Linked DNA regions of Homo sapiens: regions 1, 2, 3, 4, 5 and 6 are each linked to region 7. A link is a loop called in an ENCODE intact Hi-C map of the cell type or tissue named here. Cell type or tissue: PC-9. All regions are shown on one strand.

Evidence for each region. A loop is a pair of places that touch in the nucleus more often than their neighbours do. Peaks named below come from ENCODE experiments on the same cell type or tissue, not always from the same donor. Only the 100,000 strongest peaks of a DNase experiment are listed, where the experiment ranks them.
Region 1: a loop joins it to region 7, with 9 times the contacts of the local background. A loop is called at or near these places in 2 of 110 quality-filtered maps.
Region 2: it touches region 7 in a loop (4-fold over the local background); 3 of 110 quality-filtered maps call a loop at or near these places.
Region 3: a loop joins it to region 7, with 12 times the contacts of the local background. A loop is called at or near these places in 3 of 110 quality-filtered maps.
Region 4: a loop joins it to region 7, with 7 times the contacts of the local background. A loop is called at or near these places in 81 of 110 quality-filtered maps.
Region 5: it touches region 7 in a loop (10-fold over the local background); 48 of 110 quality-filtered maps call a loop at or near these places.
Region 6: it touches region 7 in a loop (15-fold over the local background); 36 of 110 quality-filtered maps call a loop at or near these places.

Annotation. Positions count from the first base shown.
Region 1 is chr3:112,670,437-112,674,436 of GRCh38, forward strand. No RefSeq gene overlaps it. Among named protein-coding and RNA genes, the nearest start is that of CCDC80, 31 kb to the left of the region's middle. In PC-9, no CTCF peak of the experiment used is centred here; a DNase peak (open chromatin) is centred at 1,635; H3K4me3 peaks cover 1,239 bases; H3K27ac peaks cover 4,000 bases.
Region 2 is chr3:112,988,786-112,992,785 of GRCh38, forward strand. It overlaps GTPBP8 (GTP binding protein 8), which reads left to right and starts at 2,199. Exons shown (of 6, transcript NM_014170.4): 1 at 2,199-2,550. The coding sequence starts at 2,215. RefSeq lists enhancers at 1,741-2,368, 2,247-2,456. In PC-9, a CTCF peak has its summit at 2,318; DNase peaks (open chromatin) are centred at 2,166 and 2,476; H3K4me3 peaks cover 2,924 bases; H3K27ac peaks cover 2,919 bases.
Region 3 is chr3:112,680,171-112,684,170 of GRCh38, forward strand. No RefSeq gene overlaps it. Among named protein-coding and RNA genes, the nearest start is that of CCDC80, 41 kb to the left of the region's middle. In PC-9, no CTCF peak of the experiment used is centred here; a DNase peak (open chromatin) is centred at 2,061; H3K27ac peaks cover 931 bases.
Region 4 is chr3:112,644,936-112,648,935 of GRCh38, forward strand. No RefSeq gene overlaps it. Among named protein-coding and RNA genes, the nearest start is that of CCDC80, 5.8 kb to the left of the region's middle. In PC-9, no CTCF peak of the experiment used is centred here; DNase peaks (open chromatin) are centred at 1,916 and 2,366; H3K4me3 peaks cover 1,654 bases; H3K27ac peaks cover 3,127 bases.
Region 5 is chr3:112,732,822-112,736,821 of GRCh38, forward strand. LINC02042 (long intergenic non-protein coding RNA 2042) reads right to left here. Exons shown (of 5, transcript NR_110017.1): 5 at 3,628-3,875. Among named protein-coding and RNA genes, the nearest start is that of MIR9900, 2.3 kb to the right of the region's middle. In PC-9, CTCF peaks have their summits at 2,108 (motif pointing right) and 2,307; a DNase peak (open chromatin) is centred at 2,090.
Region 6 is chr3:112,580,933-112,584,932 of GRCh38, forward strand. It overlaps SLC35A5 (solute carrier family 35 member A5), which reads left to right. Exons shown (of 7, transcript NM_017945.5): 6 at 1-394; 7 at 1,739-4,000. The coding sequence ends at 1,804. Among named protein-coding and RNA genes, the nearest start is that of SLC35A5, 21 kb to the left of the region's middle. In PC-9, a CTCF peak has its summit at 1,507 (motif pointing right); a DNase peak (open chromatin) is centred at 1,529.
Region 7 is chr3:112,812,452-112,816,451 of GRCh38, forward strand. CD200R1L (CD200 receptor 1 like) reads right to left here. Exons shown (of 8, transcript NM_001199215.3): 8 at 3,260-3,524. The coding sequence ends at 3,512. It overlaps CD200R1L-AS1 (CD200R1L antisense RNA 1), which reads left to right. Exons shown (of 3, transcript NR_149027.1): 2 at 2,212-2,276. Among named protein-coding and RNA genes, the nearest start is that of CD200R1L-AS1, 12 kb to the left of the region's middle. In PC-9, CTCF peaks have their summits at 2,016 (motif pointing left) and 2,216; DNase peaks (open chromatin) are centred at 1,940 and 3,700; H3K27ac peaks cover 1,735 bases.

The DNA.
Region 1 (4,000 bases), 140 kb before region 7:
ACAGGAATTGGTATGCCTGGGTTTTAGGTCTGGTTCCTTATTTTCTTGCTTTACCTCTCTGGGTGTTGGTAGTCTTAAGTCCAATATGAAAAAGACTGAACTAGTTGGTTTTTAAGTACTTTCAGCCAATGCTTCTCAAATTGTGTATGGTGAAGTTCTAGTTTTGTTTTTGTTTTATGTACATTTGGTTGCAGACTAGTTCTTTCGTACAACACAATAAAAATAATTGCCAGAAAAGCAAGCACATGCCTAGATGTCACAGAAACACCAAACTGCTACGAAAGTTTCTAAATATTCCTGTCAATACCTGTCCTTATCTTGTCACAGACTGCAGCACCAGTTCTTGGGTCACATGTTGAATAACATTGCTTAGAATTCCAGCCTTCTGAGTATAAGTTGTGAATCTGGCCAACATGGTGAAACCCTGTCTCTACTAAAATACAAAAGATTAGCCGGGCATGGTGGCGTGTGCCTGTAGTCCCAGCTACTCAATTAAAGGCTGAGGCAGGGGAGTCGCTTGAACCCGGGAGACAGGTTGCAGTGAGCTGAGATCACGCCACTGCACTCCAGCCTGGAGACAGAGCAAGACAAAAAACAAAACAAAACAAAAAAAACCACAGACAAACGAACACAAAACCATAAAAGTACAACGCCTTGCAATTCACTTGCAAGAAAAATTGACATCAGTGTAGTATATGTGAAAAAGACTAGGTTGGTCTGTGTATCTGTTTCAGTGGCTCAAGCCACACCTGGGATGTCTACTGAGTTATGGAATAAAACAGTGTCATAAACTATTATAATACAATTTTTGTATAGTTTTTTTTTTCTTTTTTTTGAGACGGAGTCTTGCTATGTCACCCAGGCTAGAGTGCAGTGGCACGATCTCAGCTCACTGCAACCTCCACCTCCTGGGTTCAGTTGGCTAATTTTGTATTTTTAGTAGAGACATGCCTCACCATGTTGGTCAGGCTGGTCTTGAACTCTTGACCTCGAGCAATCTACCCACCTTGGCCTCCCAAAGTGCTGGGATTACAGGCATGAGCCACCACGCCCAGCCACTCCTTTCTTTTTGAAGTAGAGAAAACAAAAACAAATTCTATCTTCAGCTGGGCCTGCTGCTACAAAATGGAATACACACTGTGTTCAAGGCACTGGGCTGAAACATTCACAGTCACTGTCTTACTTAATACTCACACAAGGCTATGAGGAAGACATGATTATTGTCTCCACTTTACAGATGAACAAATTGAAACTTAGAGAGGTTACAAAACTGGCACAGTTCCGAAAAATGGAGGTTCTATGATGCAAACACAGGCTCGACTAACTTCAACATGTGTAATATAATCATTATGCTGTATTATAATTCATAATTACATTTATGGACAACAATAGCTATCTACCAAAATTATGCTCTGTGGTACAATGGAATATTTGCCCTAAATTAGGTCACAGTCTGGAGGGAAAGACAAGTATGTAACAAAAAAGACGGTCAAAGATTGCTGGGAGAACAGAGAAAAGAGAACACCTAACTCTTCCTGGAGGGAATCAGAGAAAGTGCCACATAGGAGGAAACTCGTGAGCTAATGTTTGGGGAATTAGTGGACATTAGCCAGGCAGAAAAAGCTGGTGGTCATTCCTGGCAAAGGAATGCAAAGGCAGGAAGGCTTAAGAGAATCTGGCACATTGCAGAACAGTAAATTCTTTCCATAGTCAGGGTGTAAGATATGGAATTTTGAATACTGAATGGAGGAGACATAAGAGACATGATGGGGAGAAAAGGCAGAAGGCAGAACACGGAGAACTTTGCACGCTATGCTAAGGACTTTGGACTTTTTCCAAGTGTAGCAAAAAAAAAAAAAGCCATTGAAGGAGTGTCTGTAACATGATCACATTTGTGTCTTAGATAACTTTAAGAATGGATTAGAGGATTGTGTAAGGCTTAGGGCCTTGGGTAGAAAAATTGCAATAGTTCATGACACCATTTTATTTCATAACTCAGTAGACATCTCAGGTGTGGCTTGAGCCACAGAAACAGAAACACAGGCCAACCTAGTCTTTTTCACATCTTTCAGAGTTGAAGGTCTAGAACCACCCAGATCTCCTCAGGCCACTCACTCATTCGCTAATTTCTTAATTCAATAGACAGCAATTTGACATTTGTTTTTCAAGTGCTAAGATCAGACTTAGAGCAAACTCTTACCATTCAGTTTTTCACAAGACAAACCCACATCCTCTAAACTAAGTCAGATTGAACAGGCTCTTCCCCCTAAGTAGTAGAGGTGTAAAGTTATCATTATGCATGTCTCTCTCTGCCCTCCACTCCCTAGCAGTTACCTTTGTGCATCCATCTTACTACCAGAATCCCACCAGGAACACCAGTCATATGGGTCTATGCAGAGTCCCTGCATTCTAGATAATTACATGTGGTGTCAGAGTGCTGAGCTACCCTTAGGCCAAAGCTCCGCAGAGATTTCTGCAGAGGGACTGCCCACTATTGTGGGAGAAGTGCTGAACAGGGTGAAAACTGCATTGACTGAAAGATGTCAGTATCTTTCCCTAGCAGACCAATTTTCAGAAAGATAAAAATTCTTGTGTGGTTTGTAGAGACATTTCAAATAAAACCCACATCGTATCCACAAAGGAAGTTATTTGTTTCAGGCTCACCCATCCAGACAAGATGAAAATTTTGCCTTCTTGCTTGCATAGATTCTTGCACTGGATTCTTCAGTGTAAGAACAGGAACCAACACATCATACCAAAATACTTTATTTTTTGCCATGCTTTTCTTTCCGGATTCTACATAGTTGCTATCTTCAATAGTCTCAATAACAAAAATTTGCTTGAGGATCTATTGTGTGCAAAGCACTCAACAGGACACAGAAAAAAAAAATGTGTGAAGAGCATTACTGTCTGTGAGATCAGTCTAACTGAGACAGGAAAAAAGGTTCATAAGAAAAAATAAATAACACATGGAATATATTATGTTTTAAGTACAAGGTACCGGTAATGATTTCACATGAGGAAGAAATTCGTCTGAATTGACAGGACAGGGAGGATTAAATTATCAGAGAGAACAATCCTGGAGGGGCTCACAGATGAATAGTATAAACACAAGGATTGGAAGATAATATTTAACATTCACACTACATTGCTAAACTGTTCTAGGCACTGTATGCATCTTAATTTATTTTATTCCTTATATCCTTATGAGATAAGTTCTAAATGATCTCTTATATTAAAGATGGGGCGAATACAGCACAGAGATTGAGTGATTTGCCCAATGTCATATGGAGCTAAGAGGCTGTTAAGCACTCTTCTATATAACACAGCATAAAACGTGTGAACAACAGGCAGGCTTCATCCAGAGGCAGTAGGAGAGAGTAGGGGTGGGCGATGGTGTGCGTGGGGCAGATGGCAAGATCTGAAGGGAGCGGGGACATGCACAGAATTGCCCCCCAAACCCTGATATTCTCAAGGTGTGTGACAGCCTGAAAGCCATTCACTTCTGAATTTTAAGAATCAGCTCATTTTATATTTAAAAACATAGGTAATTTCAAAAGTCAGAACTCAAGTGGTGCAATTTTCCATAATCACAGAGTGCAGTGTTATTGGGATTCAAGGGGAAACTGGGGTAAGTGGTATTTTGTGTATCTACAAAAATGAATATTAATATGGCCTTCAATTGTTAAAATTTACTAATTAGTATTTCTCTAGAATTAGTACTTACAGAGCTGACTGACATTTGTGTGAACATCAATTTTAATTAAAAAACAATCGTGAAGGTTATTTGGCCTCTTAATTTATCCTTTTCTCTGGAATTGTTTCTTGCTCCTTCCTCTTTCTGCCAAAAGCCAGAGACAGTAAGCAGTGACATCCTGAACAGGTCATTCCAATGCTCATCACAGTCCCACTTGGGTGGAAATGTGGAGTCAGCTCGCCTCCTCCCCACTCTAGTCAAAGGACACTGCATCTGGTTTAAGGAGAGGAGAGAAGAGTAGAG
Region 2 (4,000 bases), 180 kb after region 7:
CAGAAAGTCCTGTCACAACATCCTATCCACCAGACTTGATTCCCTTCAATACTAATTTTGTTTTTATTATTTTTTTAGGGACAGTCTCGTTTTGTTGCCCAGGCTCAAGCGATCCTCCTGCCTTGGCCTCCCAAAGTGCTAGGATTACAGGTGTGAGCCTCTTTTCCTGGGCTTTGATAATTCCCTGTAGACCAGATGATTTCCACTGCAGCCCTACAATGGGGTTATTATAAACTAATTCCTCCCAATTCTAGCCCTCACCTGTCTCACTAGTAGGTCTCACTGCTATGTATGTTTCATATTTGAACTTCTGCAAATTATGAGTTTAATCATGTTGAGGGAAAACATAGTGTATTATTAACTCTAAATCATCCTGAAGTTTTATATGCTTTGTTTACACAGATGCTTTTAAAAGATGAAGTGAAAGAGAAAAAAATATATAAATTGTCAAGTGGTTTTACTAGTCATACTTCTTTCCAGTAGACCGTTTGATCCTTCAAGCTTTGCATGACAAGACAATTTGTTGCAAAAACTGTCCTGTCAAATAATTCTAAAATGATTTGTCCTATCAGGTGAAATCCAAAATGATTTAGAATTCAGAAACATGAATGATTATTAAATGAATACTATAATGTCTATTAATCCCGGAACACCTCTAAAACCTTTCTAAGAATCGCCAAAACTCTTTTATGCTCTTATTTCCAAACCTGGGGTTCCAAGGTTTGAAAACAAAATGGCATGTATAAAAGCACTTTCAAAGTATATTACATACACAGCGTCAGGCCTCTGAGCCCAAGCTAAGCCATCATATCCCCAGTGACCTGCACGTATACATCCAGAAGGCCTGAAGATCCACAGAAGGGAAAACAGCTTAACTGATGACATTCCACCATTGTGATTTGTTTCTGCCCTATCCTAACTGATCAATGTTCTTTATAATCTCCCCCACCCTTAAGAAGTTTCTTTGTAATTCTCCCCACCCTTGAGAATGTACTTTGTGAGATCTACCCTCTGCCCCTAAAACATTGCTCTTAACTCCACCGCCTGTCCCAAAACCTATAAGAACTAATGATAATCCCACCACCTTTGCTGACTCTCTTTTGGGACTCAGCCCACCTGCACCCAGGTGAAATAAACAGCCTTGTTGCTCACACAAAGACTGTTTGGTGATCTCTTCACATGGATGAGTGAAACACACACTAATGAGAATCCCAAATTTCTGATGTATACAACAGAGTATTATACACACTTTTATACATGGAGGAGAGAGAATAGCGAACAGAAAGGCACCCCAAACCCTAATGCAAAGAGCAATAAAAAATTAGCCAGCCAGCAGCACATCAGGCTGCCGTATTGGCTGCCCTCAAAGTCGCAGGTTCTGTTCATTAATTTTTGTATCATATTTATTCAAGAATTGTACTGTTTAATTACTGAACAACCTGGGGAATAGCTCAAGAAACCATGAGTTACCCTTTCTGGGCTGCTGATGTTTTAGAAAACCTAGTTTTTTTAACATATGAATATTTTTCAGTTATTCATTTCATCATTATGATACCTGTATCTCCCATTTCAGTACTGATCGACTTTAGGGAGAAACTTTTGAAATAAGATGATATTACGAAACGTCCACGAAACAATTCTGTAACATCTGTGCAAAACTGTTTTTATAAGAAATCTCTAAAATTTAATGACATTTCCTGCACCTATAGTGAAGGCGGAAATACAAACAGTCCCTTCCACGAAAACGAGGTGCTATTACAATCACATTTCTCATCAGCCCTTTTCTTTTTTGCAAAAGTGTTTATCCTAGTGCTGCGGACTTACGACAAACGTCAACAGTTAATAAGATAACCAAAAACTGTGAAAATCAAACGTTCCTGGAATGCATCGGAGCTTCACACTTTAGTCCTTCGCTTGAGACTCAAAGGCCACATGGCCAGATAGGTCTTTCACCTCTGCAAACCGTTAAACATCCTTCCAGTAAGACATAATCGTTAAGCCCACGGTGTTAAAGAAACCCAGTGAGCTGTTCCCCGCAGGTCACCGCCTGCCTCCACCCTCCTCCCGCGCACTGAAGGCAAAACACTTAGACCGGAACGAGCGAGGCCAGAGGAGACAACAACTCCCAGCAGGCGTCGCGGCAGCGGGAAGTCACGCACGCGCAACCCAGGCCACAGGAGTAAAATCTCTCTGCCCGTCTTCTGGGAAGGGAGAATGGCGGCGCCCGGGCTGCGGCTGGGAGCGGGAAGACTCTTTGAAATGCCTGCGGTGCTAGAGCGACTGAGCCGCTATAATAGCACGTCCCAAGCTTTTGCTGAGGTGCTGCGGCTGCCGAAGCAGCAGCTGAGGAAGCTGCTGTACCCGCTGCAGGAAGTAGAGCGGTTCCTCGCCCCCTACGGGAGGCAAGACCTTCACCTGCGTATCTTTGACCCAAGCCCGGAGGACATAGCCAGGGCGGACAACATCTTCACGGCCACTGAACGGAACCGCATCGACTACGTCAGCTCCGCCGTCCGTATCGACCACGCCCCGGACCTTCCGCGGCCAGAGGTGAGAGGCGATTCTCACGGTTCACCTGCGCGCCGGCGTCACAGCGCTAACCGCTTCCCTGGCCGTCCGGCTCGCGGGTGATTTTGCGGTTGTATTTTCTAGCTTTATGTTGGCGCATATATTATTTTAACTCAATAGGCATATGTCGATGCTCCCTGTACGTGGGGATACCCGAGAAACCCATTGTTAAGTACAAAATGCAGTCAATACCCATAAACCCATGGTAAAGTCAAAAATCGTTAAGTCGACCCACTGTAAGCAGAGACTGCCTGTATACAGCTTAAATTATTTTGGAATGAATATAGAAGACTTCAAAATGCTTTAAAAGCTTTTCAAACCCAAATTAAGCATTCAAAAAATTAACTCTCCTTTTTTCTTCTATTTAACTTAAGTAGGGAAAACATGCCAGACAAATTAGACAGAATTTAGACAGTGAAGAATAGGAAACGAATAATAGTTTCACAAATGAGATGGTCCTTATCAATAAGTAACTTTCGCCTAATCTAAATTTCCTATCGTGCAAAAATAATAATCTCTAGATGGCAATAATGTGGAAAAATTTTTATAACAACGTTTATTAGTGAAATTTCATGAGTGAGCATTCTTGCATGTCCTACAATTTATTGATATTCTGTTCTAAGTCTGCTAAAAGGCATCTCAACTCTCCATATGTATTTACACTAAGTGCACCATTGCCCAGAGATATTTCGTCTAAATATATGTGGAACTATAGTCAGGATTCAAAGAGTACCTCAATTATTTAATGATTTTGAGACAGCCATTGCTTTTTTATTTAAGCTTCTAAATTACTGGACTTTTTTGTAATTCGTTTTTAAAATTCAGTTTTATCTACATATTAGCATTAGATTTGCTCTGGCAGAGCATTTAAAATTTTTGCAGGACTCAGATCAATTAATTTTGAAGAACTGACCAGAATTTTCCAGGATAGGATCCCTGGCCCCTGCCCACTAAATGTCCCCCAATTGTCTTGATAACCAAAAATGCCCTTAAAATCTCCAAAATGTCCCTCAAGGGGCAGTACGGCCGTCATTTAGAACAACTGATTGGCATTGTACCCCCTCCCCCAATACCATGTTCAAAAGCAGAGCCATGTGTATTAATGGTTATTATCGAGAATATTCTGTTGTTTTCCACACTACAGAGGAGACAAGCTTAATTGGAACAAGAGAGGTCAAGGGAAAAGAGTAAGTTTTTAAATTGCAGTGGTGTTACAGTATACCATGGGAGTGCTTGAGAAAATGTGCTTCCAAACATGTAGTTGTACTTTTCATCTAGTTCTGTTGAACTACATCTAGTTTTTACTCTAAAAAGCTTTGTAAATATGAAATGCTTAATAAAAGTTGCATATATTCTTGAGTAGCGTAGTGAAACTAAAAGCACAGATTCTAGATATACATGTCCTGAGTTCAAATCCCAACTCCTTCACTTT
Region 3 (4,000 bases), 130 kb before region 7:
CTTACTTGTCATCTGAATATCTTCTTTTTTGTTTGTTTGTTTGTTGTTGTTGTTGTTTTTGAGAGGGAGTCTCGCTTTGTTGCCCAGGCTGGAGTGCAGTGGCAGGATCTTGGCTCACTGCAAACTCCGCCTCCCAGGTTCACGCCATTCTCCTGCCTCAGCCTCCCGACTAGCTGGGACCACAGGCGCCCACCACCACGCCCGGCTAATTTTTTTTGTATTTTTAGTAGAGACGGGGTTTCACCGTGTTAGCCAGGATGGTCTCGATCTCCTGACCTCGTGATCCGCCCGCCTCAGCCTCCCAAAGTGCTGGGATTACAGGCATGAGCCACCGCGCCTGGCCTGAATATCTTCTCCAATGAAGAGAAGTATCTGTTCAAATATCTTGCCTAGTTTTAAGAATTGGGTAGTTGGCTTTCATATTACTGACTTTTGTAAATTCTTTATGTATTCTAGATACAAGTTCTTTTTCAAATACACACTTTACAAATACTTCATCGCAGCCTGTGGCTTGTCTTTTCATTCCCTGAACAGTGTTTCTGATGAGCAGAAAATTATACTTTTTATAAAGCCCAATTTATCTTTTTTTCTCTTTTATGGATAGTGCTTTTGATATTGGGCAAAAGAAATTTTTGCCTAACAGGTACCAAAAATTTTCTCACGTCTCATCTAGAAGTTTTACAGTTTTGCTTTTACACTTAGGTCTATAATCCATCTTCATGTATTTTTAATATGGCATGAGACATAGACCAAAGTTCTTTTTTTTTGGTTTTGTTTTGCATAAATATATTCACTTATTTCAGTAGAGTTTTTTTTCAGTTTTTTAATTTGGTTAATTATGTTCATTTTTTAAAATATTAAGTCAGTACTACACTACTGGAATAAACACAATTTGGTCATAGTATATTACCCCTTTTACATATTATTGGATTCATATTGCTAAAATCTAGTTTAAAATTTTTGCATTTATATTCACGAGGGATATTATACTATAGTTTTCTCTTTTTTAATGTTTTTGTCTGGTTTTGACATCAGGTTAATAGCCTCATAGAATAAGTTGGAACTACTCTTTTAATTCTCGGAAGCATTTGAGAAGGATTGGTGCTAATTCTTCTTTAAATATTTGGTGGAATTCTCCCGTGAAGCCATATGGTCTCGCACTTTTCTTTGGGTGGTTTTTAATTACTGATTTAATCTTTTCGCTTATTACAGATATGTTCAAACTTTCTATTTTTTCTTGAGTCTGTTTTGGTAGTTTTTGACCCACTGGTTATTCAAGAGTGTGTTGTTTCATTTCCATCTACTTGTGAATTTCCTAAATTCCTATCTGCTACTGATTTCTAATAAGTTATTGATTTCTAATAAGTTATTTCATTGTCATCAAAGAATATATTTCATATGATTTTAATCACTTAAAATATACTGATCTAGATACACTCTTTAAGCCAGGCCTATATTAAGGTTGCCTCTAGCATCTGTCAATCTTTACTCCTGATGAGTTGGAGTTTCTTTTGAAGCTAAGTAGTCTTGTGTAGGCTGCATGTCGCCAGCGAGGGCTGGGATCAGCCTTCCTATATGGGTTTCTTCCTACTTAAGACCACAAATAATCCGTCTGGTACAATTTCGGGAATGCCTTTCTTTCTCTAGTTGGTGGAGCCGAAAGGCATCCCAATCCTGGGCAGATGAGTGTAGTAGGCTGACATAAATGTAATGTTTATACTTATGAGGTTACTTTGCAAAAGCTATTTTACAAAATTCCAGTGAGTGCTGGGAAGATGTGGTTAGATTTCTGATGGCAGGGCTTTTTTTCATTACAGGTTTCATTTCCCTACCTGGCATTCAGCCAATGTCCCTTTCACTGACTGCTAAAATCAGAACAATAAACCATTCCCTTCCTCAGAGGTCTCAACAAAATTCCCCCTCATAACAAGCTCATATTTCCTGGCCTCTGCCAATTCCTTAGGATGTTTCAGCATGTTTTTCCTTATTTTCTGAAGACCTTAGATACAAGGATTTATAAAAGAGTACTTTCAAATATTTTCAGGCAAGTATGATTCAGAGCTCACTTTGGAGTTATTTATCTGAGGAAATATCTAAGCCAATGAGTCGAAACCTAAGTTTAGATTGTACAAAGAGAAGAGAAGTAGAATAGGTAGACACATGGGTACATAGAATAGTCCACAGTTTCCTTTTTTTGACATGGCTGCATGATCATTGTCAGGTCAAAGAACTCTTAGAGGTTTTTTCACTGCTTATAAACAGGAAAATTAAATAGAGCTTCTAAGTATACTGTGATATTCGCCACAAATAAAAATATCCCATTTTTCTTTCATTGCTTCTCCTTGGGCCTTGCCAACAGGCAAAGGGGGATGTCTTACTCATGACTGTGTTTGACGTACAGCACATCCCTGACTCAATGAACTGAGAATACTAATTAAATATTTTCTTTAAAAAGTTAAACTTCAGGCTGGGTGCAGTGGCTCATGCCTGTAATCCCATCACTTTGGGAGGCTGAGGCCAGTCATCACCTGAGGAAGGAGTTCGAGACCAGCCTGGACAACACGGTGAAACCCCGTCTCTACCAAAAATACAAAAACTAGCTGTGCATGATGGCAGGAGCCTGTAATCCCAGCTACTCGGGAGGCTGAGGCAGGAGAATTCCTTGAATCTAGGAGACGGGGGTTGCATTGAGCTGAGATTACACCATTGCACTCCAGCCTGGGCAACAAGAGCACTTTGGGAGGCTGAAGTGGGTGGATCAGCTGAAGTTAGGAGTTTGAGACCAGCCTGACCAACATGATGAAACCTCATCTCTACTAAAAATACAAAAATTTAGCCGGGCGTGATGGCGGGCGCCTGTAAACCCAGCTACTCAGGAGGCTGAAGTAGGAGAATCGCTTGAACCCAAGAGGAGGAGGTTGCAGTGAGCCAAGATTGAACCACTGCACTCCAGCCTGGGTGACAGAGTGAGACTATCTCAAAAAACAAACAACAACAAAAAACAAAACAAAGCAAAACAAAAGTTTAACTTTGTATTAAATCTCAAGTTAAGGGAATTAACATCTAGTCGCAAGAAGGAGTTAAATAACCTGGAACAGAAATTATAAAAACACAAATCTCTAAACCTGTGTATGGACTACTGTTTATTACTAAATTCAGCTGTTGCAATCGCCATTTAATTCAAAGTAACTCTAGTTGGAACTGTAAGACATAAGAACAAACTTCACCCTGACTTCTTTCCTAGAATCAGGAATTGTTTTTTTCTACCTGAGCTAAAAGGCTGAGGCATCTTGATTCCTTAGTGACTCTAAATAGCCCTAAGTCATAACTTTTAATAACAGTTTTCTTCCCTGATTGCCTAAAAAGACAAATACGATAGGGACTCAAATTATGTTTATAATTATGAAAACATTTATCTGTTTTCTCTTTTCCTTTACTGATATGATGTGTGGGCCCTAGATATTTTTGTTAAAGCTGTCTTAGCACTTTGATTTTACCAGGGCCAGGCCTTTTTTCTTTCAGATTATTTAAAAACATATTTCAACTTAATAAAACAATGTTAAGCAAAGTTGTATAGTAGTTTTCTCACATACACATTTGTGGGTTGTCTGCCGTGTAGCTTATTTAAAACAAATGTTTGCTACCAGATTAGATGTCCCCCACCCCCAACCCTTCATAGCCCACCTTTACTTAACGTATCCTGGAGGGTAAACATATTGCTAAAGAAAATATAATACATTCTGAATACAATGGAAAATATTTTATTAACTCTTTGTGATTCATTCTTAGCAATGTTCCAATGAGTCCATTGACTCATAAAATTGAGAACTTTTAAATTATTAGTCAAATATTCACTCCCCTCCTTTTCATTTATACCAGTAGTGGGTGTAATCCTTATCCTATATTCTCCATGAATATTTCTCAGATATAGTTATAAGGGTGATCCTCCATAGTCCCATGGATTTACCTCTGATTTTGTGTCTTACCTGAGAACAAATCC
Region 4 (4,000 bases), 170 kb before region 7:
TCAGGTGCTGACTGGCTAATAAAGTGTGTCTGTAGAAAAATTTGGCCAGCGTCAGTACTGAGATCAATGTTAGTATATGTTCTTAGGTCCTCCACAAAGGTGCCCCTGAAACAAAGCTGAGTTTTCATCCTTTTCTTATTTATCTTATTTTATTACAGTTCGCGGGCTTAGTGGTATATTGTTTCATTCCCTCCACCAAACAAGTCACCATATGATTTTTCTTAGATCAACCTGGTCCTGTTGATAGTTCCAGTAAGGGTCATTGCTAGTCACGGATGTGGCCCCCACAGTGTATCGTTCAGGATCCCCAGCAGACAAGCTGTAAGCATAAGCCTGGGTGCTTTTTCTTTACTCTTTTTTTTTGAGACAGAGCCTCGCTCTGTCCCCCAGGCTGGAGTGCAGTGGTATGATCTCGGCTCACTGCAACCTCTGCTCCCGGGTTCACACCATTCTCCTGCCTCAGCCTCCCGAGTAGCTGGGACTACAGGCGCCCGCCACCACACCCAGCTAATTTTTTTTTGTATTTTTAGTAGAGACGGGGTTTCACCATGTTAGCCAGGATGGTCTCGATCTACTGACCTCGTGATCTGCCCACCTCCACCTCCCAAAGTGCTGGGATTACAGGCATGAGCCACCACGCCTGGCCCTCTTGATCCCTGTTTTTTCAGGATCTTATTAGGCCATAGCTTCCGAAGCTATTTCAAGCTTCATTTTGCTAGTCATGTGAAACTGCTGCTTGGAATTTTCTAATCTCCTCCAACCACCCTGTATTATTCCTTTCTCACAGGGATGTTCTGAGAAAGCGTAACCCCCAAAAGAAACACTTAGTATTGTCCATGAAATGTCAACAAAGTCACATGTTTAATCCAAAATTGAAGGAAACTGTGTACTTTAAAAATAAAAGTTACCTAATGGGATAATGGTCAAAGCTCTTGAGAACAGTTGTTAATATTCTTTCTTTATGCATTTATTTTTAATTACTTAGAGTTTGCTGGGGAAACCTTGTAGGCACCTTTTTGTCCCTGTAGCAGGTTGCTTAATTAAGAAAATGTCCATCTCCTAGCTAGTACAAATTAAAGATCTTGCCCTAGCAGAAATTAAGGAGCTGTGTGAATGGCCCAAAGATTCATTTTAAATCTCCAGAGTGAATGATTTAAAGTTCAATTATTTATTGGTTGTTATTTTATGTAAAAGATGTGAACTTGTGGGCATATGAATTTGCTGCTTGGGGGACTAGTGCTTGGGTCTGGAAGGGGTGGATTTAAAGTCTTTATCATTGGTTATTTAATGCATACAAAAGATTTACATCGATTGGATCTGAAGGAGAACATTCCAATTGTACCTTTCTCCGTGCCCTTAGGTATGGCCAAGAAGATAAAGATGATATAATTTTTTTCTCCTTTTTTTCAATCCTTCTCTCAAATGTTTGGCAAAAATGCAGACTGAGCACCGGGAATGACACAGAACCAAGCAGACTCTCCCCTCTAGAAGTTCACAGCCCATTGGAGAAGATAAATATTATACTCTCCACAGCAGTGCTGCCAACTTTCTCTGCATGTAAAAGTTCAGTGCTGACTATGGCTGCAGCCAGTATGCACAGAGTTCATTTCTGTTGGAGAATTTGCCTCTTCAATTCCTTGAGCAGGCTTTCCACAGAAGGAGGCTTGCCATGGCAGCAACTGTGTGTCACCTATAAGATCTTGCTTGGTATGTCCTTTTGGCTGTGGAGTCCCCTAGAGTCCCAGATACTCTTGTCTGGCAGACAAGTGTTGTATCTCATTTTCCCAGTCCCAATTTCGGCCCGGCACCTGTCCTGCTAGGATTGCCCTATCCTTTAGTGGTCGGTTCACTGTACTGACCTTGCATGGCAGGTCTTGACCACATCACTCAGAATATCACCTTACATCAGAAAGTGTGAACCAACAGGATGGCAGCTCATTCATTCGACAAATATTTACTCAATGCAAGGCACTATTCTACTCACTAGGGATACATAAATGAACATTCCCTGACTCCCGGGAGCTTACATTACAACGGTGGGAAACAGACAATAAAAATAAAAACAAAATACCTAAGCCTACATACGTACTTGAAAGAGTTTTTTTTGTTGTTTTTTTGTTTTTTGTTTTTTAAAGGGAGGGAGTAAATGTTGATGAAGGGGAAGAGGCCATTTTAGATACCCTTATCCAAAGAAAAGGATTTTAAGTGAGAATGGAAAGCAAGTCACTCAAGTATTGGGGGAGGGGAAGAACATTCAGAGTAGAGGGAATGGTGAGTGCACAGGCACTGACACCCGGGCTATTTCACAAGCTTGTTCCAGAAGAGCAATGTTGGCCGATTTTAAGCAAGGATGTGGCAAAGCTTGATATGTGACTTAACAGGAATGCTAGGAATGCTGCCTGGAGAATAGAGTGTGGCTGCAAGAATGACAACAGTTAACCAACTGGTGAGGAAGATAATGTAGTGGTACAAGTGAAAGGTGCAGTCTATTGAACCAGCGTGCTAGAAGCACGGTAAGTGCAGAAAAGTCACTCGATGTGGTATATATTTTGAAAACAGAGCTGACAGAAGCAGTTTGGGGCAGAAAGAATCAAATGTTTTGTTTGAAATTCCCATCAGACACTCTGATACAGATGTCAAGCAAGCAGTTAGATACATGAGTCTGGACTTCGAGGAGGACTGAGGCTGGAATTATAAATTCGAGAGGCTATTTAAAGCAAGCTTGCCCAACCCGTGGCCCATGGGCTGCATGCAGCCCAGGGTGGCTTTCAATGTAGCCCAACACAATTTGTAAACTTTCTTAAAACATAGAGATTTTTTTTTACTTTTTTTTTTTTTTTTTTAGCTTATCAGCTATCGTTAGTGTATTTTATATGTAGCCCAAGACAATTCCTCTTCTTCCAGTGTGGCCCAGAGAAGCCAAAAGATTGGACACCCCTGATTTAAAGCCTAAGGCTAGAAGAAATTACTTAGGGACTGGTAGAGGAAGAAAAAGAGTAAAGGACATGAAAGAGGAACAGCTAGTGTGATGGGGGAAAGGCAGGAGCACGCAGTGTTTTCAGTAGCCGGCAGCTGGGACCATGTTACTTCTTTGGCCGTTTCTCCACAGGTCCTTGCTACATGTGTCCAGATTCAGCTTATTCATCAGTGTCCAGGCCCTGCATCACCTCCTCCACAGGGTTTCCCGATGCTCCAACCCAGATGGCTCTCTCTTCTCTGAGAAGCAATTCTGTAGAGCATCACTCCTCTGATCTTTTTGTACTTCACGCATAAGTTCGTGTTCTCCTAAGCAGATCTTTAGCTTCTAAGAACATGGATTAGTGTTACATTATTTTGCATCCTTCTTATCATTCTGGTATATAGTAAAGGTGCAAAAATTTTAAGTGCATGTCAATCAAATACATTTAAAAACAAAGACGGAAAAATCCCAGAAGGCAACCCAACTATGAACTATCACTTTAAAGAAGGAAAGAAAAGAAGAAAAAAACTCGACACTGCTATTGAGCCAGGGAGTCTCTTTAGCCTCTATGTACTAAATAATAAGAGTAGAAACAGAAGACATATCACTGTAAATCATCAAAATTAAACCTCTTTTTTTTTTTTTTTTGAGAAGGAGTCTCACTCTGTCACCTAGGCTGGAGCAGTGGCGCTATCTCATCTCACTGATACCTCTACCTCCTGGGTTCAAGTGATTCTCCTGCCTTAGCCTCCCAAGTAGCTGGGATTACAGGCATGTGCCACCACGCCTGGCTAAATTTTTTTGTATTTTTAGTAGAGATGGGGTTTCACCATGTTGGTCAGGCTGGTCTCGAACTTCTGACCTCAGGTGACCCACCTGCCTCGGCCTCCCAAAGTGCTGGGATTACAGATGTGAGCCACTGTGCCCAGCCTACATTCACACCGTGTGCAACCATCACCACTATCCATCTCTAGAACTTTTCCATTATCTCAAACTGAAACTTGTGACCCACTAAACAATAACTTCCTGTTCTCCCTTTTC
Region 5 (4,000 bases), 80 kb before region 7:
AATTTTTGTATTTTTAGTAGAGACAGAGTTTCACCATATTGGCCAGGCTGGTCTCAAACTCCTGACCTCAAGTGATCCACCCGCTTCAGCCTCCCAAAGTGCTGGGATTACAGGCATGAGCCACCATGCCTGGCTGGAAAGATCATTTCAAATGTTACATTTTATTGTCCTATAAACATTAAATAGTTCTGCATCAATTGGTAAATTTGTTTCTGTATTGCTGAGTGCCTATATGTGTCTATTCTTCAGATTCTCTTTGAATCAGTTTTAACATCTTACTGATTCCTTCATTAATTAATGTATTAAATAAAATATTTGATATGTATTCATTTTACATTCAGATGAGAGTGATTATTTTATTTTTTAAAAATTAAATTTTGACACCCTTGAAATTACCCAATAGCCAAGAATTATCTACCTGAATTATATACAGAAGTTGATACTCTCTAAAACAGTATTTCCCCAGGTACACTCTATCTAACCCAAATTCTGTGGGTGTTAATAAATATTCCCTGAAAGAAGGGTTTCATTTTTAAATAATTTGGGGAAATTTTTTATTCAAAGAACCTCTTGCAGCACTAGTATTTTATGTACAACATTTTAGAAAATTTTATTCTAGGCCAAGTGCAGTGGCTCACACCTGTAATCCCAGCACTCTGGGAGGCCAAGGCAGGCAGATCACCTGAGGTCAGGAGTTTGAGACCAGCCTGGCCAACACGGCAAAACCCTGTCTCTACTAAAAATACAAAATTTAGCTGGGAGTGGTGGCACATGCCTGTAGTCCCAGCTACTCAGGGATGCTGAAGCAGGAGCATCACTTGAACCCAAGAGGCAGAGGTTGCAGTGAGCCGAGATAGTGCCAATGCATTCCAGCCTGGGGAACAGAGTGAGGCTGCATGTCAAGAAAAGACAAGACAAGACAAGAAAAGAAAAGAAAATCTTATTCTAGATTCTTGGATCATTGTAAACTAATCACAAACCATTAGCCAAGACCCACATACAATTATTGTGCTCATGTCAAAAAAAATCATTCTATTTCTTTGCCTTAGTTTTCCCACCTTCAAAATGCTCTTGGCTGTCTGGCTGTCTGTAACTTAAGCCTGCTTGCAACCAGTAAGGTTTTAGGTGTATAGGTGTGTCTCAGAACCAAGAGTATCTCTGATTTTTGTTTGATTTGATTTTTCTAGATATTCAAGAGATTGAGATAGGATCTAGAATATCAAATTATTGATTTATAATGGATCATCAGTGGCCCAAAAGCTCATGTTCGTCTTTCAAGATTCCACCTTCCTGGTAATAGTGGGCCTGGTGGCTGGTAGTCAAATGACTCTTTGGTGACTGTGAATCAGAGTAAAGTGAGGTATGCACTCTCTCAGATCAAGTAATAATAACAAAGTATGATAATAATCACTAACACTCTTAGATGTTTACTATTTGCCAGGTCCTGGGCTGAACACGGTGCATAAACTCATTTAATATCTAAACTAGTGATATTTCCATCTTACTAAAGAAGAAGCTGAGCCTTCTAGCCAGTGAGTCACTTGTTGAAAGTCACATGGCACAGGTTGAGCTGTGATTGAGGCCCACACAGTAGTGAGCATTATAATACCCAGGCCTATAGTCCTTTGGCTGATTGGGGCCAGATGTAGTTCAGATTTCTGAATTTTTAAGATTTGAGAGAAGTAAACAGTTCATATACTGTACATTAAAACACCCCTAGTGGGTACTCTACCTTTTAACGTTCCTACTAGGAATATGGGCAGCCTCTCATGATTAAACACATTAATTAATATATCTGTCATAAAAGATAAAAATACTCACATTAAGATAATAAAGACTATGTCCTCATATTGCAGGTAAACGTTGTTGCCAAATAGGTCTCAAAAGAGTTTCCATTTTCAAAGTTTTTTGAGTTTTAGAACTTCACATAAAGGATTCCGGACCTGCACTGTTCACTAGGTTTAGTATCTCTCCCTTCCCGGGGTAGTGCCGACAATACTGCTGATTCTTACTCTTACTTTAGGTTTGATGAGCCAAGCTTCCAGCTCCAGGTTTTCTTGAGTCAGGGTAAAATACATTTGGCCTCTAGGGGGAGCTCCAGGCCTCCAGTTTCACTCCACTTCACCACTTCCCCAGACCCCAATCTACACCCTGGAAAGCAAAGCGCTCCAACCCCAAAGAGGAGCTGTACAACTGGACATGTCAAGAAGTACTTACATTGAGCCACCATACAAAGGCTGTGGTCTCTTTTTCCCAGCATTTTCTTCTCTGGGAGTGTGTCTTCCCTCTGCACACGTGGTACAGTAGATGACCAGGAGCTGCTCCTGGCCGTGGCTCATCCCTCCCTGAGAGAGCAATGGGATGGGCAACGTCTACAGAACAGTGTCCCACAGCGCTTAAGAATATGCAGGCCGGTCCTCCCTTTCCTTGGCAGGCTTTCCTACCGCCCTTCCTTGCCATCAGTGTGGTACAATAGAAAAGTTAGAAGGGCGGTGGCTCACGCCTATAATCCCAGCACTTTGGGAGGCTGGGGCGGGCGGATCACGAGGTCAAGAGATCGGGGCCATCCTGGCCAGCATGCTCAAACCCCATCTCTACTAAAAATACAAAAATTAGCTGTGCGTGGTGGCGGGCGCCTGTGGTCCCAGGTACTCAGGAGGCTGGGGCAGGAGAGTCTCTTGAACCTGGGAGGCGTAGGTTGCAGTGAGCCGAGATCAGGCCACTGCACTCCAGCCTGGCGACAGAACGAGACTCCGTCTTTAAAAAAAAAAAAAAAACGGAATTTTTTTTTTTTTAATGACCTTCCTTAAAGGCAGCAGAGGGAGGTCTCCGTGTCCCAAGCCTCTGCACAGGGTCCCTCATTGAAACTTGGAATAAAAGTTCACCGAAGCCAATGAACATTTTCTGGTTTTCTGCTAAATGTCTGTTTTCTCACATGAGAAAAGTCGCCGTAGAGAGACTGTTCCCTAGATTCCCGGAAAAACACCGTTCCATTCCCATTTAGAAACAACTTATAAATACAGTTGTCTATGTGTGGGCTTTGTTTTGGTTGCATTTCAAACCTGCTTTCTCTCATTTACACCTTCAATTAAGTGCTTTTATACTTTCTCAGGTTCCCAGTTACGGGAATTCTCTTGGTTGTGTCTAGAGCTGGCTCATTGCATTCATTATGTGTTATATTTCACCATTTTAGCTTTCAGAGATAACTGTGTACCCAGGGTTGGTATTCAAAACTCTGAGCAACTGAAAAGCCACAGGCACCAACCAATCAGAACAGATGCTAGCTATAAGCAACCAACGCAGCTGTGCCGTGCCATGCACACAGATGGAGCCTCAGCCTGGCTGATGTGATCTATGTAAGAATCTGGTCTATGATTCCATTCTAGCTTCTATTCCTACTTTGTACTTGGCCTACTTGTGAAATATGTCTTCATGTAACATTGAGGAAAGGCAGTAAAAAAAAATTTCTATTGCCATAAAAAACACATAATTAATGCTGCAGTGGCAAACAAAAACCAATGCTAGTGTAACCACCCAAGGGGTTCACCTTGCCCGGTGCCTAGACAGAGCCGATTCATCAAGACAGGGGAATTGCAATAGAGAAAGAGTAATTTATAGAGCCGGCTGTGCAGGAGACTGGAGTTTTATTATTATTCAAATCAAACTCCCTGAGCATTCAGGGAGCAGAGTTTTTAAGGATAACTTGGTTGGGTGGGGGGAAGCCAGTGAGCCAGGAGTGCTGGTTGACAGGGATGAAATCACAGGGAGTCGAAGCTGTCTCCTTGTGCTGAGTCAGTTCTTGGGTGGGTGCCACAAGATCAGATGAGCCGGTTTATTGATTTGGGTGGTGCCAGCTGATCCATCAAGTGCAGGGTCTGCAAAGTATCTCAAGCACTGATCTTAGGAGCAGTTTAGGGAGTCAGATTCTTATAGCCTCCAGCTGCATGACTCCTAAACCGTAATTTCTAACCTTCTGGCTAATATTGGTCTAGTCCCCAGG
Region 6 (4,000 bases), 230 kb before region 7:
TTTCTTTGGCATTCTGTTTAATGGGCTGACTCTGGGCCTTCAGAGGAGTAACCGTGATCAGATTAAGAACTGTGGATTTTTTTATGGCCACAGTGCATTTTCAGTAGCCCTTATTTTTGTAACTGCATTCCAGGGCCTTTCAGTGGCTTTCATTCTGAAGTTCCTGGATAACATGTTCCATGTCTTGATGGCCCAGGTTACCACTGTCATTATCACAACAGTGTCTGTCCTGGTCTTTGACTTCAGGCCCTCCCTGGAATTTTTCTTGGAAGCCCCATCAGTCCTTCTCTCTATATTTATTTATAATGCCAGCAAGCCTCAAGTTCCGGAATACGCACCTAGGCAAGAAAGGATCCGAGATCTAAGTGGCAATCTTTGGGAGCGTTCCAGTGGGGTAAGTTTGTGAGGGTGTTCCTTTTTGCTTGTTCTTCCCAAATTTAAAGCATAGTTAATTCAAGGAAAAAAATAAAATCAGTACTGATTTGTCAAAGAATGTATTGGATCTCTGACTTTTAAAACCGAATCAACAAACATTCCTTTTACTCCTGATGTTTGCAAGGGCTCATAATCAATGCTGTCAGGTGTAGAGAAAAAGTATAAGTCAATCTCAAGGACCTTATGTGTTACTTCATAGAATACTATAGAATTATACACCTGGAAGATACCTCACAGGTTGTCTTGTCCTGTCTGCATAGTTTTACAAGAAACAGGCAAAATGGTTTACAGATAATAAATGAAAGAACTGGTACACCTATGTCTGACTCCAAGTCCCTTTCTCTTTCTTTTCCACCATAGTTAGGGAAAATAAGCTCATTTGTGAGAGAAGTTGGCCTTTCGTATTAGTAAGTCCTGTTGAATAGAAAGCCTGGCTCCTCAGTCCTCCCTGTGGTTATTCATAAGCCAGTATGCCAGAAGGGCAGGGTTTGTTTATTTCACTAGAAAGGTAGTTTTCAAGAGGATCCTTGCAAGGCGAGTAGGAGGAAAATATTTTCTAGAAAAATGCTTATGCAATTATTCCGAATATCTCCCAGTTGCTTGCAATTGTTTTGGAAGGCTCTGTCAATCATTTTATTGGCAAGTTAATGATCTCTTTGAAGATTCAATTAAGGAGTTAAATATACGTTTAAATAAGTGAAATAGACATCTAGCTTTAGATTTACAATTTTCTTGAGCACACAAAATATGAAATATTTTATACAGTGAACATTTCACTCTTTGGGAAAAATAATCTATTGCTTAATAACATTCATAGCAGAGCTTCCCTGGGTGTAATGCCTCTGTCATGATTCAACAGATTCTAAAGATGAAAAAATTAGGATCTTGAGTTTCGGATACCCTGCTCTTAGCCAGAGTGTATATCCAGAAGTCTTGTATTCTTTTCCAACAGCCGATAATGCCATTTGCTCTAATTTTTAAGCAAAAGAAAATCTATATAGGTAACAAGGCCTATGAAGACCTATTTCTGTAACCTTTAATCATTTTTCTGCAAGACCAGCAGGTGGTGCTCCTCACTTTGCTCATGTTAGCTTTGAAATTTTGAGTACTGAGTACACTTCACTTTTTTATCCTCTCATACTTCTATAGTTAACTTTCCAAGAACATAAGTATTTATTTAATTTGACCAGATTATATCTATAGCTTAATGAGGTAAGACCAGTGATTTGTTAGTAAGGTTTTCCCTTTAAAAATGCTACATTTCCAGTTTTGTTCTAATTACTGCTTTCATGTTTCCTTTTAGGATGGAGAAGAACTAGAAAGACTTACCAAACCCAAGAGTGATGAGTCAGATGAAGATACTTTCTAACTGGTACCCACATAGTTTGCAGCTCTCTTGAACCTTATTTTCACATTTTCAGTGTTTGTAATATTTATCTTTTCACTTTGATAAACCAGAAATGTTTCTAAATCCTAATATTCTTTGCATATATCTAGCTACTCCCTAAATGGTTCCATCCAAGGCTTAGAGTACCCAAAGGCTAAGAAATTCTAAAGAACTGATACAGGAGTAACAATATGAAGAATTCATTAATATCTCAGTACTTGATAAATCAGAAAGTTATATGTGCAGATTATTTTCCTTGGCCTTCAAGCTTCCAAAAAACTTGTAATAATCATGTTAGCTATAGCTTGTATATACACATAGAGATCAATTTGCCAAATATTCACAATCATGTAGTTCTAGTTTACATGCCAAAGTCTTCCCTTTTTAACATTATAAAAGCTAGGTTGTCTCTTGAATTTTGAGGCCCTAGAGATAGTCATTTTGCAAGTAAAGAGCAACGGGACCCTTTCTAAAAACGTTGGTTGAAGGACCTAAATACCTGGCCATACCATAGATTTGGGATGATGTAGTCTGTGCTAAATATTTTGCTGAAGAAGCAGTTTCTCAGACACAACATCTCAGAATTTTAATTTTTAGAAATTCATGGGAAATTGGATTTTTGTAATAATCTTTTGATGTTTTAAACATTGGTTCCCTAGTCACCATAGTTACCACTTGTATTTTAAGTCATTTAAACAAGCCACGGTGGGGCTTTTTTCTCCTCAGTTTGAGGAGAAAAATCTTGATGTCATTACTCCTGAATTATTACATTTTGGAGAATAAGAGGGCATTTTATTTTATTAGTTACTAATTCAAGCTGTGACTATTGTATATCTTTCCAAGAGTTGAAATGCTGGCTTCAGAATCATACCAGATTGTCAGTGAAGCTGATGCCTAGGAACTTTTAAAGGGATCCTTTCAAAAGGATCACTTAGCAAACACATGTTGACTTTTAACTGATGTATGAATATTAATACTCTAAAAATAGAAAGACCAGTAATATATAAGTCACTTTACAGTGCTACTTCACACTTAAAAGTGCATGGTATTTTTCATGGTATTTTGCATGCAGCCAGTTAACTCTCGTAGATAGAGAAGTCAGGTGATAGATGATATTAAAAATTAGCAAACAAAAGTGACTTGCTCAGGGTCATGCAGCTGGGTGATGATAGAAGAGTGGGCTTTAACTGGCAGGCCTGTATGTTTACAGACTACCATACTGTAAATATGAGCTTTATGGTGTCATTCTCAGAAACTTACACATTTCTGCTCTCCTTTCTCCTAAGTTTCATGCAGATGAATATAAGGTAATATACTATTATATAATTCATTTGTGATATCCACAATAATATGACTGGCAAGAATTGGTGGAAATTTGTAATTAAAATAATTATTAAACCTATGTCTTGTGTTGCCACTCTGTCATTTAGGGTGGGATGTAGAGTACTTTTAATCTTAAAAAATAGAGTGAGACAAAAACCTACACAACTTTTAAAACTTTCTCTTTAAGTAGATCTTTACTTCTAACAATAACAAAGGCATTTTCATCAGTTATGTGAAATACGAAGATTATATCTATTATGGCGATTTATTTTAAAGGTAAGGGAAATGAGGTACAGCAGGACCTTTCTAGGAAATGTGGCATACAAAACATTTTTATCTCATAAAACATAAAAATTACAAAAATATTCTTACAAAGGTATCACATACAGAATACATTAAATAGCAGATTTCAGTAGTGCATGGAGATTGATTTTCTTATTTACGATTACTTTTTTTCCTCACCTTCCTCTTTGGAAAGCATTTTTTGCACAAAGTTAAGTTTACTTATGTTAACTTGCCACTTAATGAGAGAGGAAGAGAAAGAGTGAGAGCACAAGATCATGTGCTGGAACTAAAAATGTTCTATTCAACCCAGCAATCCCTCTACTGGGTACCTACCCAAAGGAAAATAAATCGTTTTATCAAAAAGACACTTGCAGTGGTATGTTTATCACAGCAGTATTCACAGTAACAAAATCATGGACTCAACCTAAGTGTCCATCAGTGGTGCCTGGAATAAGAAAATGTGGTACATATACACCATGGAATACTTTGCAGCCATAAAAAATAATGAAACCATGTGCTTTAAAGCCACATGGATGCAGCTGGAAGCCATTATCCTAACTGAAATAATTC
Region 7 (4,000 bases):
TATTGTTTTCCCTTAAAAGTCATAACATTTGGTTGAACTTCACGATTCCTCTTGTTTTAGTGTTATCTTGTTAAATTTACTTTTTCTGAATGTGAGCCTGTGAATGTTTTTTGTCACCCTCCTGTCATATTTACAAATTCTCTTGATTAGCCCCATGACCTCCTTCCCCTGTGCAGAGATGCTTATTTCTTTCCTCCCTGGTGACTATTATACTCTGAAGAGCTCCCTCCTCAACATGTGGGAGCTTCAAACTGAAGAAGTCACAACTAAAAATGTTTTATCTGTGTGTTGGCCCCCCATGTCTTAAGGAGAAGAGACATTCTAGGGAGGAACACACCAATGTGTGCATGAGGAGCATTTGGAAACAGGTAGGATGGATAATAAGACTTTGGGTTTCTATGACACTTTTCACAAGGACATTTAGAAATGTATAAAGATTATTCCCCAAGCCCTCTCTTCAACTGGGTTAAGAGCAAGAATAATTTTCATGTTTTATCAAGAAAAACCAGAATAAGGAGAATTGTCTCTACTCTGCCAGCTTTACCCAGCTCAGAAACCAAGTCCCACCCTTCTGAGATTAGAGACATCGTCTGTCAGACTCACTGCCTCTCCCCAGCCTCTCTTTGGTTCTCTACTTTGTATAAACCAATGTTCTTGGCTCCTTATTTAATCTTAAAATCAATGTTGGGTGAATCAGTCAGAATATTTGGACATTCTGTTCAGAAAACATTGTAAATTGATCAAGATTTGCTTGTCCTGCAAAACTCTCCTGGCATTCTTAATAGCAGTCTTCTGTCCTCAGATGACCTCATGAAATGTAGAGTTTGTGTGAGGAGATGATATGGACAATTTCCCCATTGCCCTGAAAGAGACACACCCTGTTACACTACTTTGCCTTCATCCATGCTGTCCTCTCTTCCCAGCATGCCTTTCTTCCCTGCCTGCGTCCACCTTCAATGTTCTTATGTGCCTTCTAAAATTAAGTTTGACTACTATCATCCCCCTCATCAAGGCTTCACACACATACTTCATTTCTCCTTCTTAACAAAGCCCCAATTTTGTTCAAGTCCCACTCACTCCTCTCCCACAAGATGTGTGTCTGAAGAAAGGTGTTGATCTTAGTCCCATCTGCATGAAAGGACTAATCAACATAAGCAAAATCTCAGTCCCTTTGCCAGGGATTGGCTAAAGAATTGTCATACAGTCTTGGCCAATCAGACAGGAGGGAAAGCTTGTGAAGGGCTCTCAGTCCTCATTAGTAAGATGGGGACCAAGAAAGAGATGGTCAGCCCTCTTCCCCTAGTTGTGCCATGTCTGACTGTGGCCTTAGGGTGGCTGCCTTCCTCTCAGCAACAAGCCAAGTAGGCCAGCTGGCTTCTTAGTAACACTCCATGTTCACTTAACTCTGAGAGTCTCAGTTTCCTCTTTTTCAAAATGAGGAAGTTGACCTCAATTATCCGTAGCTTCCTTTTAACTTTAGAATACCACACATGCCTCTAAAAGATGATGGGGGAGGAGATATGGAGGAGGATCTAGGAAGTGAAGAAGGCCACTTAATTTCATCTGTAGCTCTAACCATCTGCTGCTATTAACATGAGCAAGCAGCTATTTGCATTTTATGACTGGGTGATCTCAACTCTCTAGTTTAAGAAACAAGTACTAATCTTGGTTTAACCACTAAAATATCCTCACATTTCCCCATTCCCCGAAGTGAATCTATTAATATCCCTTTATCTTGTTTGGTAAACAAAATGTTTTTTACTAACATTAAATGAAAAGGGTAGTACAATTCAAGTTTAGGAACCAAAAAGATTTTTTTCCCCTTAATTTCAAGTTAAACCATTTTATTCTCCTTCTGTAATTGTTCCAAAACCACCCAAGAAGACCTAAAGAATTTGTAAATGGAGAAGTATGGAAAAAAATTTTTTTTAATGCAGGATTACATTGCTTAAGGTTAGTAGGTCTTAGCTTGCTTCGAAATGTTAAGAGACTTAAGTTGAAGCACCATCTAGTGGCTCTCAATTGTGTTCTGCTAAAAATTGCTCCCAGTCTCCCTGTATTTAGGACCACAGTTAATTTGTTGGGCATGTATATCATTGACCCTGGAACAGCAAGTTGAAAGTGCACAGATCTACTTATATGTGGATTTCTTCCACTTCTGCGTCCCCTGAGACAGCAAAACCAACCTCTCTACTTCCTCCTCCTCTTCAGTCTACTCAATGTGAAGACAACAAGGATGAAGACCTTTATGATGATTTACTTCCGCTTAATAAATAGTACATACATTTTCTCTTCCTAATGATTTTCTTAATATTTTCTTTTCTCTAGCTTTCTTTATTGTAAGAATACAGTAAACAATACATATAACGTACAAACTATATATAAATCACTGTTTATGTTATCAGTAAGGCTTCTGGTCAACAGTAGGCTATTAGTAGTTAACGTTTTGGGGGAGTCAAAAGTTATATGCAAGTTTTCCACTGCATGGGGAGTTAGCACCCTTAACCCCCATGTTGTTCAAAGGTCAGCTCTATATGAACACATGAGAGGGTTCAGAAAAAAAAAGTGGAGTTTTTTTTATCTTTATATAGCAGTGGGAGGATGGGGGTAGTAGCTGTAGCTTTTTACTCTTTCAATCTAATCATGGCAGTGAGAATGGGATAAAGAAATTACGTGAATTCACATAAATCTCTTCTAGAAACAATAAAGTTCATCCAGTGGAAAAAAGAATTAATACAAATTTAATACAAATAAAATTTCATAGATTTCAGTTCTCCTGTTTCTCCTACTCACATTCTCTCTAAAAGCCCATAACGGTATCTTTATCTTCCTTCTGAATCCCATAATGTAGACATGTTCTCACACATCTAGGGATTGGCTATTAGATCATTTTTATGTATCTCCAAGTTCTCAAGCCCCTTCCCACAACAAGCCCAGAGCATCCCTTGCATTTATATAACCAACAATTTTTCTTGAACTGTCATAGAGATAACATTCATATCTATGATTCCTATCTTCTGAAGTTACATCTTTTCATTACCTCTATGGGCAGAATGAAAATAGACCATAACAATTGCACATGAGTAGGAACATCTGTTTCATTGTCACTAGGGGAAGAACAAAAATTGGACATGAAAATGGATATGAGTAGAAAATAATTTGTAGCAAGATTGACACAAACCTTCAGATTAACAAACTAGGTATTTGTATCAATTAGTATTAAGTTTAGCTGCGTGTAGAGTAAAACCAAAAATAACACTGGCATGAACAAAATTTTATTCACTCTAACACAAAAGAAGTCAATGAATAGGTGGTTGAGGGTTTATAGGGAAACTTCATGGTCATCAAGCCCAGGATCCTTCTTCCATCTTTCTTTTCTTCTATCCTACTGAGTGGCTTCTATCCTTAACATCATCCATGGCCCAAGTTCACTGCTGGACCATCACTCATCTCACCAATGTTGCAGTCCAGAGACAAGGAGGAGAAGCAAAAGAAGACCCTTCCTTCTTCTTTAAAGAACTTTTCTGAAAGTATTACACAAGATTTGTATTTATATCTCATTTTCCAGAGCTTATGCAAGTGGGCATACTCAGCAAAGGAAACTGAGAAATGCCTTTTAGCTAAGTACATTCCAATAATAAATTAAATTGGAGTTATGCTATTAATCAATGTGTCAATTACCTAAGACACCAGGAATGCTGTATAACAAACAACCATAAAACCTCTGTGGCAACAATTGCTTATATGCCTGGGATCAAGTGGAGGTCAGGTCTTCTCATCTTGACTGAGCTTACTCATATGTTTAGGGGATGGCTGACTATTGCATCTTCTAGGTTGGCCTCAACAGAGAGGTAGGGATGGGACTGAGGGGACACAGCTCTGATCTACATGGTTCTCATCCTCCATCTGGATAGGCCAGGCATGTTCTCATGGAGTAACGAGTAGAACAGAACTTCTTGAGACCTGTGCTCAAAACAGATACATTAACACTTCCACCTCA